2 separate regions of the Homo sapiens genome follow, and region 1 is linked to region 2. A link is an interaction called in ENCODE POLR2A ChIA-PET data of the cell type or tissue named here. Cell type or tissue: IMR-90. All regions are shown on one strand. Links, peaks and the distances in the headings refer to the core of each region. The heading gives the core; the rest is flanking DNA. Region 1 overlaps SPOCD1 (SPOC domain containing 1). Region 2 overlaps PTP4A2 (protein tyrosine phosphatase 4A2).

Evidence for each region. Peaks named below come from ENCODE experiments on the same cell type or tissue, not always from the same donor. Only the 100,000 strongest peaks of a DNase experiment are listed, where the experiment ranks them.
Region 1: POLR2A ChIA-PET joins it to region 2 with 7 read pairs; 8 of 35 experiments call an interaction of 5 or more read pairs at or near these places.

Annotation. Positions count from the first base shown.
Region 1 is chr1:31,795,144-31,802,397 of GRCh38, reverse strand. SPOCD1 (SPOC domain containing 1) reads left to right here. Exons shown (of 16, transcript NM_144569.7): 3 at 693-734; 4 at 1,781-1,957; 5 at 2,257-2,382; 6 at 2,535-2,589; 7 at 2,913-2,997; 8 at 3,797-3,956; 9 at 4,075-4,191; 10 at 5,683-5,808. Among named protein-coding and RNA genes, the nearest start is that of SPOCD1, 17 kb to the left of the region's middle. In IMR-90, for the core only: no CTCF peak of the experiment used is centred there; a DNase peak (open chromatin) is centred at 3,567; H3K4me3 peaks cover 1,836 bases; H3K27ac peaks cover 2,500 bases.
Region 2 is chr1:31,907,625-31,913,627 of GRCh38, reverse strand. It overlaps PTP4A2 (protein tyrosine phosphatase 4A2), which reads left to right. Exons shown (of 6, transcript NM_080391.4): 4 at 1,802-1,932; 5 at 3,516-3,590; 6 at 4,668-6,003. The coding sequence ends at 4,776. Among named protein-coding and RNA genes, the nearest start is that of PTP4A2, 28 kb to the left of the region's middle. In IMR-90, for the core only: no CTCF peak of the experiment used is centred there; no DNase peak of the experiment used is centred there; H3K27ac peaks cover 160 bases.

The sequences.
Region 1 (7,254 bases), core at 2,583-5,082, 110 kb after region 2:
CCTCAGTTTCCTCATCTGTAAAATGGGGATAGAAATAGTATATACCTCATGGTGTCATTCTGAGACCTTAATAGCATGAATGATGTGCTTCTGTGGGGCCAGCTACTTCATAAACCCTCAACAAGTGGTAATTTTTATGATGACTTCCTTACCCTTTATAAGCCACATAGAATTCGTAGTATGAAGTGTCACCATTTATTAACCATTTCCCTTTGATGGGCCTTTTTTTTGAGATGGAGTCTCACTCTGTCACCCAGGTTGGAGTGCAGTGGCACGATCCTGGCTCACTGCAACCTCCGCCTCCTGGGTTCAAGTTATTCTCCTGCCTCAGCCTCCCGAGTAGCTGGGATTACAGGCACCCGCCACCATGCTCAGCTAATTTTTGTATTTTTAGTAGAGACGGGGTTTCACCAGGTTGGCCAGGCTGGTCTCGAACTCCTGATCTCAGGTGATCCACCCGCCTCAGCCTCCCAAAGTGCTGGGATTACATGCGTGAGCCACTGCACCTGGCCTGATGGACATATTTTTTATTAACCATTTCCCCTTTGATGGACAACTTTTTGCTGTAAGTACAACTCAGTGAACACTGAACACACACCCTTTCAACAAGATTGTCTTCTTTTTGTGAATTCCCTGCCATGGGGTGGCTGGGTCCTCTGGATTCTAATCTCTGCATCCTCTTTCTCTCCAAGGAGGAAGTGAAAATACCCCATGGAGTGAAGCTTGTGTGCTACGTAGGTTTTTACATTTTATTATTGCTTTTCTTTCTCCCTTGCCTCAGGTGGGGTGGAGTGGGAGGGCTCCTCCACAGTAGATGTGGAGATCCTACCCCCACCCAGCCTGCCCTCCCCCAGTGGATCCTAGTGCTCCCCTCCCTCTATAATGTTGGATCTTAGACTTTTAGTTTCCTGCAGACCTTGGAACCTGACCATTTCATGATCATTCATTCAAGGATTAGTTTTCAGACTCACCTACTTTTAAAACAATTCCCTGTGGTTTGCAATAAATGAAAAGAATTGAAACACACTTAAAATGGGCTAAAAGCCTAAAGAAAGCAAGAAAAGAGGAAGGAGGTGGGGGATCTTGTTACAACAACACCTTGCTCTCTACCAATCCTGGAAAGGTACACCTGCCAGGCTCAAAGTTAACACTGAGCTTCCTGGCAGCCATAGCAAAAAGCCGAGCGGGACAGATTCCGTAGTTCATTAGAAGAACAAAATCTACTTTGCACCTTGAAATGGTCATGAAGGGATTTCTTTTATGGGCAATAGGGGAGTGATCAGCAGCCTTACAGAGTGTAAGCCTTACAGATGCCTGCATTTGGCTGCTTCAAGGGAGAGGCAGACAACAAGTCAGTGACCCCTGAAAGGGGCATGACAGAGCTTTGAGCAGGAGGAGGGGGAGTCAGAACAAGGTATGTCCCTCCTGATGAGATGCATCTGTGGTCAGAAGAAGAGTGAGAGGGTCCTGGCACAGAGTTCAGTTAACTATGAATGTGACTGGGGGTTAAGGGGGAAGTTGAGAAAGGATGCGGATGGAGACAGGCCCCTCTCCTGGGACAGAGGCTAGCCAGGTAGCAAACTTTCACTGAACACTATGTGCCAGGCCTTTTCCAAGCATTGCAAATACAGCGGGGACCAGGACAGGCATGTTCTCTATCCTCACGGAGCTTACACTCCAGTGGGAGAGAGATGTTCAACAATTACAGATGAGGCGAGCACTCTGAAGGCGGGGACAGCGGCTGGCCCCGCTTGCTTCTGAAGTGCGATCTCCCCCGCAGCTGGGTTCCGGGCCAGTGATCCAGCTCCTGGGGGCCATCAGCCACGGCCAGGCAGGGGGGCAGCTGCCACCAAAGCTGGAGGTTCTAGAGGACTTGATGGAGGTCAGCTCACCCTCACCTGCCCAGAGGCTCAGAAGGAAGAAAAGGCCCATGGTGCAGGGCCCTGCTGGGTGCCAGGTACAGAACAAGTGATGTCATTTAATCCTGCTGAGAGAGGCACCTTCACACCTGATTCACAGAGATGTCACTGAGGCTCAGAGAGAGGGTGCCACTTGCTCGCGGTCATTCAGAATAGCCAGAGGCAGGGTTCGGCCCCAGCCTGCATGGCTGGCCTGGGCTCCATGTGTACTACTTTCTGCAGCTCTGAATTCAGGGTGGACTGGAGGAGGGAGGGGCTGGGCCTCCAGTACATCTGGGGAGGGAACAGTCCCTGGCCTCCATTTCCGGCCAATAGCTTGTCTGCTCCCTGCCCCAAGGTTTTCCAGCCTTCTCCTTCAGGAGGCACAGCAGGGGACCCTGGTGGCCTCTCTGACCCCTTCTACCCTCCAAGAAGCGGTTCCCTGGCCCTTGGCGACCCCAGCTCGGACCCTGCATGTTCCCAGGCAAGTTGTTCTGCCCCGGCCATGTGCCTCCTTCACTGGAGCATGGGTCAGGGAGGACGTGGGAGTGGGGAGGTGACTAGAGGAAGCAGTGTCCCCTGGGCTGGAAGCCAGGCCCACCAGCACAGCCTCAATTCCTCACGCCTCCCCTACAGAGTGGCCCAATGGAGGCTGAAGAGGATTCTCTTCCGGAGCAGCCAGAGGACTCAGGTGAAGGGCCCTGGAGGGAGCCTCTTCTGCTTCCAGAGACTGCTGGGGTCTGGGGAGGACTCAGGCCCAGCTCCTGGGCCCAGCCCCTGCTATGATTCTTCTCTCCCCACATCCCATCAGCCTATAGCTCCTCCCCAAAGGGGTGGGGGAAGGGGTGGGGGCCACTGGCTGCCTGGGCTTGGCTCCCAGATGGATAGAGGGAGGGGTCTAGGTCTTTGAGGGTGGGACCCCTCTCCTGTCTGCCTAAACCCATCAGCCTTGAGTCAGCCCCCTCCCCTTTCCCCTGGGCACCCCTGGGAGCCTGTGACGCTCTCTCCCTACAGCTCAGCTCCAACAGGAGAAGCCATCCCTGTATATTGGGGTGCGGGGCACTGTTGTCCGTTCCATGCAGGAGGTACTATGGACTCGGTGAGGCCTTGCTCCCCACTCCCCTGACATCCCAAGGGCCGCCCTCACATGCCCCCGCCTCCGGGGCCCTGCCATGTTCTAAGGGCTTCTGGGTGTCTGGCTAACCCCATTTGGTAGCTGTGCCAGGTCCCTTGCCCATACCAAGAGCCAGTGGAGAGCTGAAATTTGAAGCTGGGTCTCTCTGGCTTTAAGGCTGTGCTTCCCCACTTAGCTGCTGCAGCTCTCAGCCTCGGCTCAGGTCCATCCACATCAATGTCACCCGCAGCAAATGCTTTCACGTAGAGTGTGTGCTGGGAGCGGCTCAGAGATCTGAGCCCAGAGCTGTCATTTGCTGATGGGGAGACCAAGGCTCAGAGAGGGTTGGACTTTGCAAAGGCCACACAGCAAGTCAATGACAGATGACACCGAGGGCCAGGGCTCCATTCTCTCCCCCTGACTCCTGCCTTACTCTGACCTGACCCCGGCTTCCTCCCCTCCACACATCCCGTGAGCCAGAGACGGGGCACAGGCTGGTGAGTCAGACAGTCGAGTTTCAAATCTTGCTTTTGCCACTAATTACACAGTTGTGAGTAAGCCTCTTATTTTCCCTGAGCCCCAGTAACCCCATCCATAAAAGGAGAATGATCCTATTTCCTCCTCACGGAGTTGGGGTGAGAATAAGTAGGTTCCTGCAGGGAAACACCCACGACAGGAACAAGTTGGCCCAGACCCTGCCGCCCACCCAGCTGCCTCCCTCTGGGACTAAGTGCCTGGAGAGCCTCCTGGGCTCAGTGCCCCCGCCCTGCCCTGGCCTCCACAGCCTTCGGGAGCTCCCAGACCCAGTGCTGAGTGAGGAGGTGGTGGAGGGCATTGCTGCTGGCATTGAGGCAGCCCTCTGGGACCTGACACAAGGCACCAATGGCCGGTACAAGACCAAGTATCGCAGCCTGCTGTTCAACCTGCGGGACCCCAGGAACCTGGTGAGCAGGGCTTTGGGCTGGGCTGCGTCCCCTCTCTGAATCTCAGAGCCCCTGCAGGATGCTAGGGTGGGGGAGCTCTTTCAGCGTGTGGTGCAGCCCTGCCCCCTGCCCCCACCAGGACTTGTTTCTCAAAGTGGTTCATGGAGATGTCACCCCCTACGACCTGGTGCGGATGAGCTCGATGCAGCTGGCCCCCCAGGAGCTGGCCCGCTGGCGGGACCAGGAGGAGAAAAGGGTGAGTGCTGAGCCCAGTCGGGATGGGTGAGGGGATGTAGGGGCAGAGTGGGTGGCCTGAGAGTGGAAGAGGGAGAGACAGAGACAGGGAGGGAGGGAGGAGGAATTCAGAAAGACAGAAACAAGGAAACAGAGAAGGCAGATAGGGAGTCAGAGAGACCCTCCCCACAAGAGAAACAGGAGAAGGGGTGGAAATGAAAGGGACTGGGAATGGAGAGCTTGGTAGAGATGTGACACACTTGGTTTTCAGTTGAGCTGGACTGTGGGGTGGGGGGCTTGGGAGAGGACTGTGGTGAGACCTAGAGTCCGGAGTCCTGAGGTACCTCTTTTCCGATCCCAGCTTCAGATGCCCTGGAAAAGCCTGGAGGTCTTCCTGGTACCCCAGGTTGGGGGAGGGGCCCCATAGCCCCTGGGTTCACAGCTGTGTCCCCATATACCCTGTATCCATGGGTCTCTCCCTGCCTGGGAACTGCTCTGGGACAGGGAAGCTGTGGCACTGAGCAGGCTTTGGAGAATGCTCACCTCATGTTTGTTGGTGGCCCAGTGAGAGAAGAAGGGACTGATTTAGGGGCTGAGGCCACTGGGATGGGGCGAGGCACTCCAGCCCCTGCTCTGGAAGACACTGAACTGATTAGAATGAATAACCAAGAGTCCATCAGGTGAATCTGTCCACTATAGGCTGAGCTTCTGTCCAGGCTCTGTGGGGGCCAGGGATCAGGACTGGCTTTGTAATTTGTGGGAGCCAGTGCAGAATGAAAATGTGGGGCCCTTTGTTCAACAACTGCTAAGAATTTCAAGGTGACAACAACAGAGCGCTAAACCAAGCGTGGGCCTCCTAAGTGCAGGGCCCTGTGCGATTGCACAGATCTCATGCCCACGAGGCTGATCCCACCAGAGAGGAGCAGACCTCCTGTTCTCCAGGGGTTGTTAGAAAAGGAGAGACAGGTTTTCAGGAAGTATTGCAGATAGAGTGACATTGATCGACAGTAAGACTCACAACTAGCATTTACTATGAGCCATGTTCCAGGCTAAGCACTCTATATATGTTGTTTAATATAGTGCTTTAAATTAAATTCCTACAGAACAGATAAACTGAGGCTTAGAGCAGCTAAGTGCTTGCCCCAGGCCATACCATCTTATGAATCTTTATTAATGGCCCAGTGGGAACTCCAGAGCCTGCACTCTTTCAGCAACACCACACCCTTCCCAGAAAAGGATGAGGTACCGTCAGAGGTTGAATTGACCTGTGAGTGAAAGCGAAATCCGGGAAGGCTTCCCGGAGGAGGCAGGACTTGAAGGGTGAATCAGTGGAATACGGAGAGGTAGCGCTAAGGGTGGAGGGCTTCCCAGAGGAGGGGTATGGCGGAAGTAAAAGTTTTGAGGAGAGGGGAACCACAAGAGAGGGGCCTCAAGGGAGGAAAGTGAGCACTTGGGCTTTTGATGGCCAGAGGCCCCCTAACTGGGCTCAGCTTGGCCTGCTCCACCTCTTCAGGGCCTGAATATCATTGAGCAGCAACAGAAGGAGCCGTGCAGACTTCCAGCCTCCAAAATGACCCACAAGGGCGAAGTGGAGATTCAGCGGGACATGGACCAGACACTGACCCTGGAGGATCTGGTGGTTAAGTTGGAGCCTGACCTGGTGCTGGGCAGAGCCCATGCCTGGGGGTCCCACGCCTCGCCTCACCAGCAGTGTGGTCTTGGGCATGTCACCTGACTGCTCTGAGGCCCACCTTGTTTGTGATAAAACGGGGACAGCGATCCTTAACGCATAGGGGAACATGGGGTGGGACAGTGCTGCTGGCACAGGCCTGCCAGCGCCTTGTCACTGTCGGTCCTCCTCCTTTTGGCCTCACCCCAAGGCCCCCACATGAGTGGTATTAAGTCCCATCATCATAGTCATCCCCAACCTGGCATTCTGCCCAGATCTCTGCTGGGAAGCAGCAGGCTGCGCTGTTCCAGGCAGTGACTTTTTCAGATGGAAGGAACGAAGACCCACTGTATTCAGTGGATTGGTTTAGGGATGCTCCAGGCAGGGAACCACCCGGCACCCTGGCAGTCCATCCAGAGGGCCTCCTGGAACTTGTCCTCAGACCTGGGAAGCCAACGGGAGTGACAATAGTCTAGGGCTCTTGGCGCTGAGGATCTGCTCCATCCTCATGTCCATCCTGCTCCTTCCTCTCCCTTGGCCCTGGCTTGCACATAGCCTGACATGGTGGCTCAGCAGCCCCAGAATCCATGAAGCCATCATCTCAGACTCCTGCAGTTGATTAGAACTTTCCCTTGGCTTCCTTCGGTCACTCTCAGAAGGCCACTCTGGCTGTAGTTGAATGTTCTGTGGGTCAGATGTTCACCTGGGTCTCATCAGCTGCCTGTTCAGGAGAGGGGTGCAGGGCAGGTCCCTTTAACTATATTCAGTCAGTCAGTATATTTATGGGGCACCTACCAGGTGCCAGGCACGGTTCTAGGCACTGGGGAAGTGACAGTGAACGACAGAAATCCCTGCTCCCCACTCCTACCACTAATATTCAGGCCAACGACTGGGAGAACCTCTACCTGTGCCAAGAGGATCCCTAAGGGGTGTGGCTGCTCCTCAGTCTAAATCAGTTTGTATTCCCTGAACAAACTGAATGGCAATGTAGGAGAAAGACCTAGATAGCCCCAGAGAGGAAGAGAGAGAGGAGGTGGGAGGGGAGGGGAGGGGAGGGGAAAATAACACATGATAGCTATCTTTACTGTTTATTGAACACCTACTGTGTGCACCTTTTACAAGCAGTGTCTCATTCACATCTCACAATGGCCTAGGAGGTTGGTGCTATTCCCTGCCCATTTCTGGGATGAGGAACCTGGCACCAAGGTCACATATGTGCAGTGGGGAAGCTGAGATTTGAACCCAGGCTGGCTGACTCCAAAGCCTGTGCTTTGAGACTGTTCTGGAGGTGGCTGATAAGAGTAGAGTTTCAAAATCTCTTTAAACCTTCCTAAAGCAATGATTGTTTTATGTTTAAAGCTATTTCTAGTATGAGGAAAAAAAGTGATTTGGCAATAGACGTCAAGAGTCTTTAAA
Region 2 (6,003 bases), core at 3,504-6,003:
ACCACCTTACTCCTGTAAGAATGGCCGTAATCAAAAAATTAAAAAAAAAAATAGATGTTGTCAGGGATGTGGTGAAAAGGGAACACTTGTACACTGCTGGTGGGAATGTAAACTAGTACAACCACTATAGAAAACAGCGTGGAGATTCCTTAAAGAACTAAAAGTAGAACTATCATTTGATCCAGCAATCCCATTACTGGGTATCTACCCAGAGGAAAATAAGTCATTAAAAACAAACAAACAAACAAATAAATAAATAGCTATGATCAGATAAAATGAAAGGTTTAACTTACACTTGAAAAAACAAGGGCATTTAGCCTTAAGCTTGGAATTTCCTTTTCCCAGACAGAGATTTTAAGAGTTAATCTAATTTTGCTAGGTGAGGAGGGTTTTGGAACATTTCATGGTAAGAGGATATCCCCAAATAAGGCCTGTCAGTCCTCTGAATGCTCTTGCAAACCAGACACACATTGGAATAGACTAATGGTGGTTTTAGCTGTATCAATTTGAGGTTCAGATGTTTCTAAATGATTAATGATTTTTTTAAAAATAGACACTACTTATATGAGTAAGTGAAGCATGTTTTATATTGTTTCTTAACTAGGTGCATTTTAGGGAGTATTAGAGGAAGTAAGCTCTTGACTAAGGTACTGGTTTTATTGCTATTTACAGTTAAACTCTCTAGTGACATTTATAATAACACAGTCCTTTAATTATGGGGCGTAGTTGTCAACTCAATCATGTACTGTTTTGGCTAATGGGCTACATGAAGTGTTCTAGTGGTGCCAATAATGAATGCAGAATCAATTTAATGCTCTGTCACTTTTCTCTTTTTCCTCCCCTAATATCTTAAAGTGTCCTTATCCAATCTCATTAGAATAGCCTTATGTTTTTAAAAAAATTCCTAACAGTGTTTTTGCATTTCTATCTTTGAAGCTTAGATGGCAGGAGGGAAGGCTTGTAAAATGTCAGCCCCCAGTCCCCCTCCTCCACTCCCCATTTGTGTTGGTTTCTTAGGACCTCTTGCTAAGTAGTGAGGAAGATAAACCCCTGCCTATACTGTGAATGCTCGTGGGATTAGTCTTAATTGAAAGATAGCCCAAATAGGTGAATACAGAAAGAGAAAGGGATACTTGACAAAATGGTCTCCATTTGCCCAGGACCCTGTCATGCAGCCCTGTCCTTGTTAAATGGGGACATATATAATTTAGTAAGCACTTTAAAAATACTCACTGCTTGCCTTTTAATAAGCACAAAGATGGTAGTTTGTTTCTGTTATGATTTACTAACTATTGGAGATTTCTTATCAGATAACCTTTCTCTAAAGATGTCATAACTTAGTTATCTTGAATTATAATCTTCAATTATCTGTAGAGACCAATGAGACACCAGTTGGTATGCTTTGCCAGAGTGGACTTTTAAATCATGTTGACATGTGCTGTGTCCTCTGTTACTTTGTCTTGGCTTTAATTACAGTTTTGTCTATTATGTCTAATTACTACTCTATTCAGATATCATTTTTGGGAGAACACTAGCTCTTATGACTCTGATAGAGATTTCTGTAAGTTTTTGTAAATTCAGATGTGTGCGACACTGCATTGAGAAGGGTAATTTATTTGGCAAACTTTAATTTCAATCCTGGATCATTTTACAGCAATGATCAGAATTGTGTTAACAATAGGTATATATAGTGCAGTTAGTTCAGTTAGGCCTGCCGTGTGTACTGTGTGCAGGTATTCTGTATTAGGATGTTAATCATGGAGAAAATATCAATTTAATGTAAAAGGTCATTTCTTTTCAGGATTGGCCATTTGATGATGGAGCTCCACCCCCTAATCAGATAGTAGATGATTGGTTAAACCTGTTAAAAACCAAATTTCGTGAAGAGCCAGGTTGCTGTGTTGCAGTGCATTGTGTTGCAGGATTGGGAAGGTAAACTCTTACCTTTATTACCCTTTTTGTCTGAATTCATTACCATGCCTAAGTTAGTTGAAAGTTTCACTTTGGTAGACATTTGCATATATTATACTAAATAACATTAAATTACCTGAAAGGAAAGGAAATGAGAGGAAAAACTAGTGTAATGATTTCTCAAAAGAGCCTGTTCATTTCATCTGGTTGTCTGATTCTGATGCCAGCCTGGATTGTGGGTGTTTTATTTTTCTCCCTATTTCAAGTAATCAAAAGTTCAGGTCACTGAAATTGGCAACAAAATTAAAATAATTTTAGAGTTTGATGAATCTATACATGGTTAATTTTGGACTGAGATGAATGGGAAGTTAATAGATAGCAGATATCTGAACTTTAAACTCTTGAAAGAAGATGTATGGACAAGAATTGACTTTGATCTTAAAACCTTTTCCCCTGAGCATTGCTTAGAATGGTGTTGCAACGCTGTCATCAGCAGCAGATTAAATGCCAATTTAGGATGCACACTTTGACTCAAAACATTAGTGTAGGCTGCCATTGCCTCAAGGTGGTGATTACTCAAGCTGTTAGTTCTGCTCTGCCCTTTTGTTTGCTATTTCCTTTTTTGTAGTGTGGTACTGTTTGTTCATAAGGTTAGAAGTTTTAGTCCTTATCCTGAAGGTTGAAGATAATGTTGTAACGTGAGTTGGCAGTTTTATAACTAGTAGCTATCCTAGTTTTAGGTAGCCCAAAATTGGTGCCCTGTAATGGGCTTTATAAAAACATCATTTCCTTTGTTAAATTTTTTTAAAAAGATAGAACTTCTTCTAGTCATCAATTCTTGGGCATTTTCCTAGCTCATCAAAAGGATTTTCTTGAAAACGTCTAGCACCTTTTTAGCATTTGATAAGGAAATATTAAAATCAATTGGTAATGAAAATTCTGACACATTGGAGATAAGTAATATGTTTGGTCATTTATTTTACTGTGATAATGGCTAAAGGCCAATGAAGGATTTTTGATCATATCTAGTGATGAGAGAATTTAATATATAATGTGATGTTTTAAAGAGTAAAGATTTCTTAAGGTTTAGAATTTAGTGCTTTACTAAAAGTAGATAATCAGGCTGGGCGCTATGGTTCACGCCTGTAATCCCAGCACTTTGGGAGGCGGAGGCAGGCAGATTGCTTGAGCCTAGGAGTTCAAGAGCAGACTGGGTAACACGGAGAAACCCCGTCTCTACTAACTATTAAAAATCAAAAATTAGCTGGGCATGGTGGCGGGCACCTATAGTCCGAGCTATTTGAGGAACTGAGGCAGGAGGATCACCTGAGCTTTGGGAGGTTGAGGCTGCGGTGAGCCGTGATTGTGCCACTGCACTCTGGCCTGGGTGATAGAGCGAGACCCTGTCCCCTGCCCCGCCAAAAAAAAAAATCATAGAATTAATGATGATGAGATATATTTACTGTATTAGGCAGATACCAGCTACTTTAGTATACAGGAAAAAGAAAGCTCATGCGTTGCATTGGTAATATGCAGTTACAGGTTTTTAAAAATCCTTTCACTCCAAGACTTATGGATACTTACATACAGGTTTCTTTCTGCAGGGCACCTGTGCTGGTTGCACTTGCTTTGATTGAATGTGGAATGAAGTACGAAGATGCAGTTCAGTTTATAAGACAGTGAGTATGAAGTTTTTGTGTTCAGAAACACAGAAAGCAAGATCATGCATGAGGAAGGAATTATGGAAGGGATATTCATTTATAGTATGGGATAATTTGCTTTTTTTGGCTTGAAGTATTATTTGAAGATGTAAAAAATTTAGAGCAAGTGATAGAGACTCAGTACAGCTGGTTTCCAGATTCAAAAGTTTTCTAATTTGGACATTATAGACTGTGTCCAGTATATTGTTTTGAGTATCTAGGAATCTCAAAAATGCCCCTTTTAATAGATTCCAAATACCTTCCAAATATAATTCTCTGTTAGGAGGAGGCAAGAAGAATGTGTAGAGGAGCAGTTAATCACCTGAGACTCTTTTTTTTTTTTTTGAGATGGAGTCTCGCTCTGTTGCTCAAGCTGGAGTGCAGTGGCTCAATCTCGGCTCACTGCAACCTCTGCCTCCTGGGTTCAAGCGATTCTACTGCCTCAGCCTCTCAAGTAGCTGGGACTACAGGCACGCACCACCACGCCCAGCTAATTTTTGTATTTTTAGTAGACGGGGTTTCACCATGTTGGCCAGGATGATCTCAATCTCCTGATCTCGTGATCCGCCCACCTCGGCCTCCCAAAGTGCTGGGATTACAGGCGTGAGCCACCACGCCTGGCCTCACCTGGGACTCTTAAGTGATCTATTCAGGGACAAAATCAGGATGGTAGTGCACAGACAGGATCTTGACATTGATCTGGAATAACGAATCATGCTATTTTGTTATCCAGAATTCTTTGACAATTTTTGTCTTGCCCTTTCCCTTTCAACCCTTCCTTTAAAAAAAGAAAACGAAAGTAGAAACTATTCTGATCTTTATTAAATGGTTAATAGACTATAATGACAGTCAGCAAGAAAAATTTTTCTATTCCTTCTAGGAGGGCTTAGAAAGTTCATGTTGCAACTTAGCTCTTTAAGAATTGTTGTAGTATGGGAAATATGCTGGTTTTCAGCTGTGTGGAATTAGAAAGGCTTTAGGATGTAAATAATGCATTTCAGTGAATCAGACAGCTCTTTTTTTACATGATAAAGTTTGCCATTCTTGTATTTTCAGAAAAAGAAGGGGAGCGTTCAATTCCAAACAGCTGCTTTATTTGGAGAAATACCGACCTAAGATGCGATTACGCTTCAGAGATACCAATGGGCATTGCTGTGTTCAGTAGAAGGAAATGTAAACGAAGGCTGACTTGATTGTGCCATTTAGAGGGAACTCTTGGTACCTGGAAATGTGAATCTGGAATATTACCTGTGTCATCAAAGTAGTGATGGATTCAGTACTCCTCAACCACTCTCCTAATGATTGGAACAAAAGCAAACAAAAAAGAAATCTCTCTATAAAATGAATAAAATGTTTAAGAAAAGAGAAAGAGAAAAGGAATTAATTCAGTGAAGGATGATTTTGCTCCTAGTTTTGGAGTTTGAATTTCTGCCAGGATTGAATTATTTTGAAATCTCCTGTCTTTTTAAACTTTTTCAAAATAGGTCTCTAAGGAAAACCAGCAGAACATTAGCCTGTGCAAAACCATCTGTTTGGGGAGCACACTCTTCCATTATGCTTGGCACATAGATCTCCCTGTGGTGGGATTTTTTTTTTCCCTTTTTTTGTGGGGGAGGGTTGGTGGTATATTTTTCCCCTCTTTTTTCCTTCCTCTCCTACATCTCCCTTTTCCCCCGATCCAAGTTGTAGATGGAATAGAAGCCCTTGTTGCTGTAGATGTGCGTGCAGTCTGGCAGCCTTAAGCCCACCTGGGCACTTTTAGATAAAAAAAAAAAAAAAACAAAAAACAACACCAAAAAAACAGCAGTGATATATATATATATATATATATATATATATATATATATATATATATATATATATATATATATATATAATATAATATATATATATATATATATATTTTCCAGGTGGTTTTTAGTCTTTACTGATGAAAGGGTGTTCATGTTAGTTTCTTCAAAACCCTATCTAATACTAGGCAAAGTAGCCAAGAGCCTTTTGTTTTGTTTTTATTTTGATAAATTAGTGGAGAAATGGCATTTTAAGAGGAGTCTCTTCTCAACTTACCTGAGAGTCGAATTCTTCTCTTCCCTAACCAATGAAGCTAAGTGGTTATCCCAGAAACTTGTCTTCTAAAAGGGAGGACTCCAGGCCATCAATAAAGATGTCCAGGCAGTGAGCGTACTTTTTACACCCTGTAGAATTGTGGGCTGTAGCGTTACTCTGATTTTCTGTCTAGTATCAGAGAATGCTGGTAGCTTAAAATTTTTATTTTAGGACTTGTACTCTGAATTTTCAGGAACCGTCAAAGGAGCAGCAGCAAATTCACATATTTTCGACTTGAGAAATGCTTGTGGTATGTGTTTTCCAAACTGCCCCCTATATGTAAAGT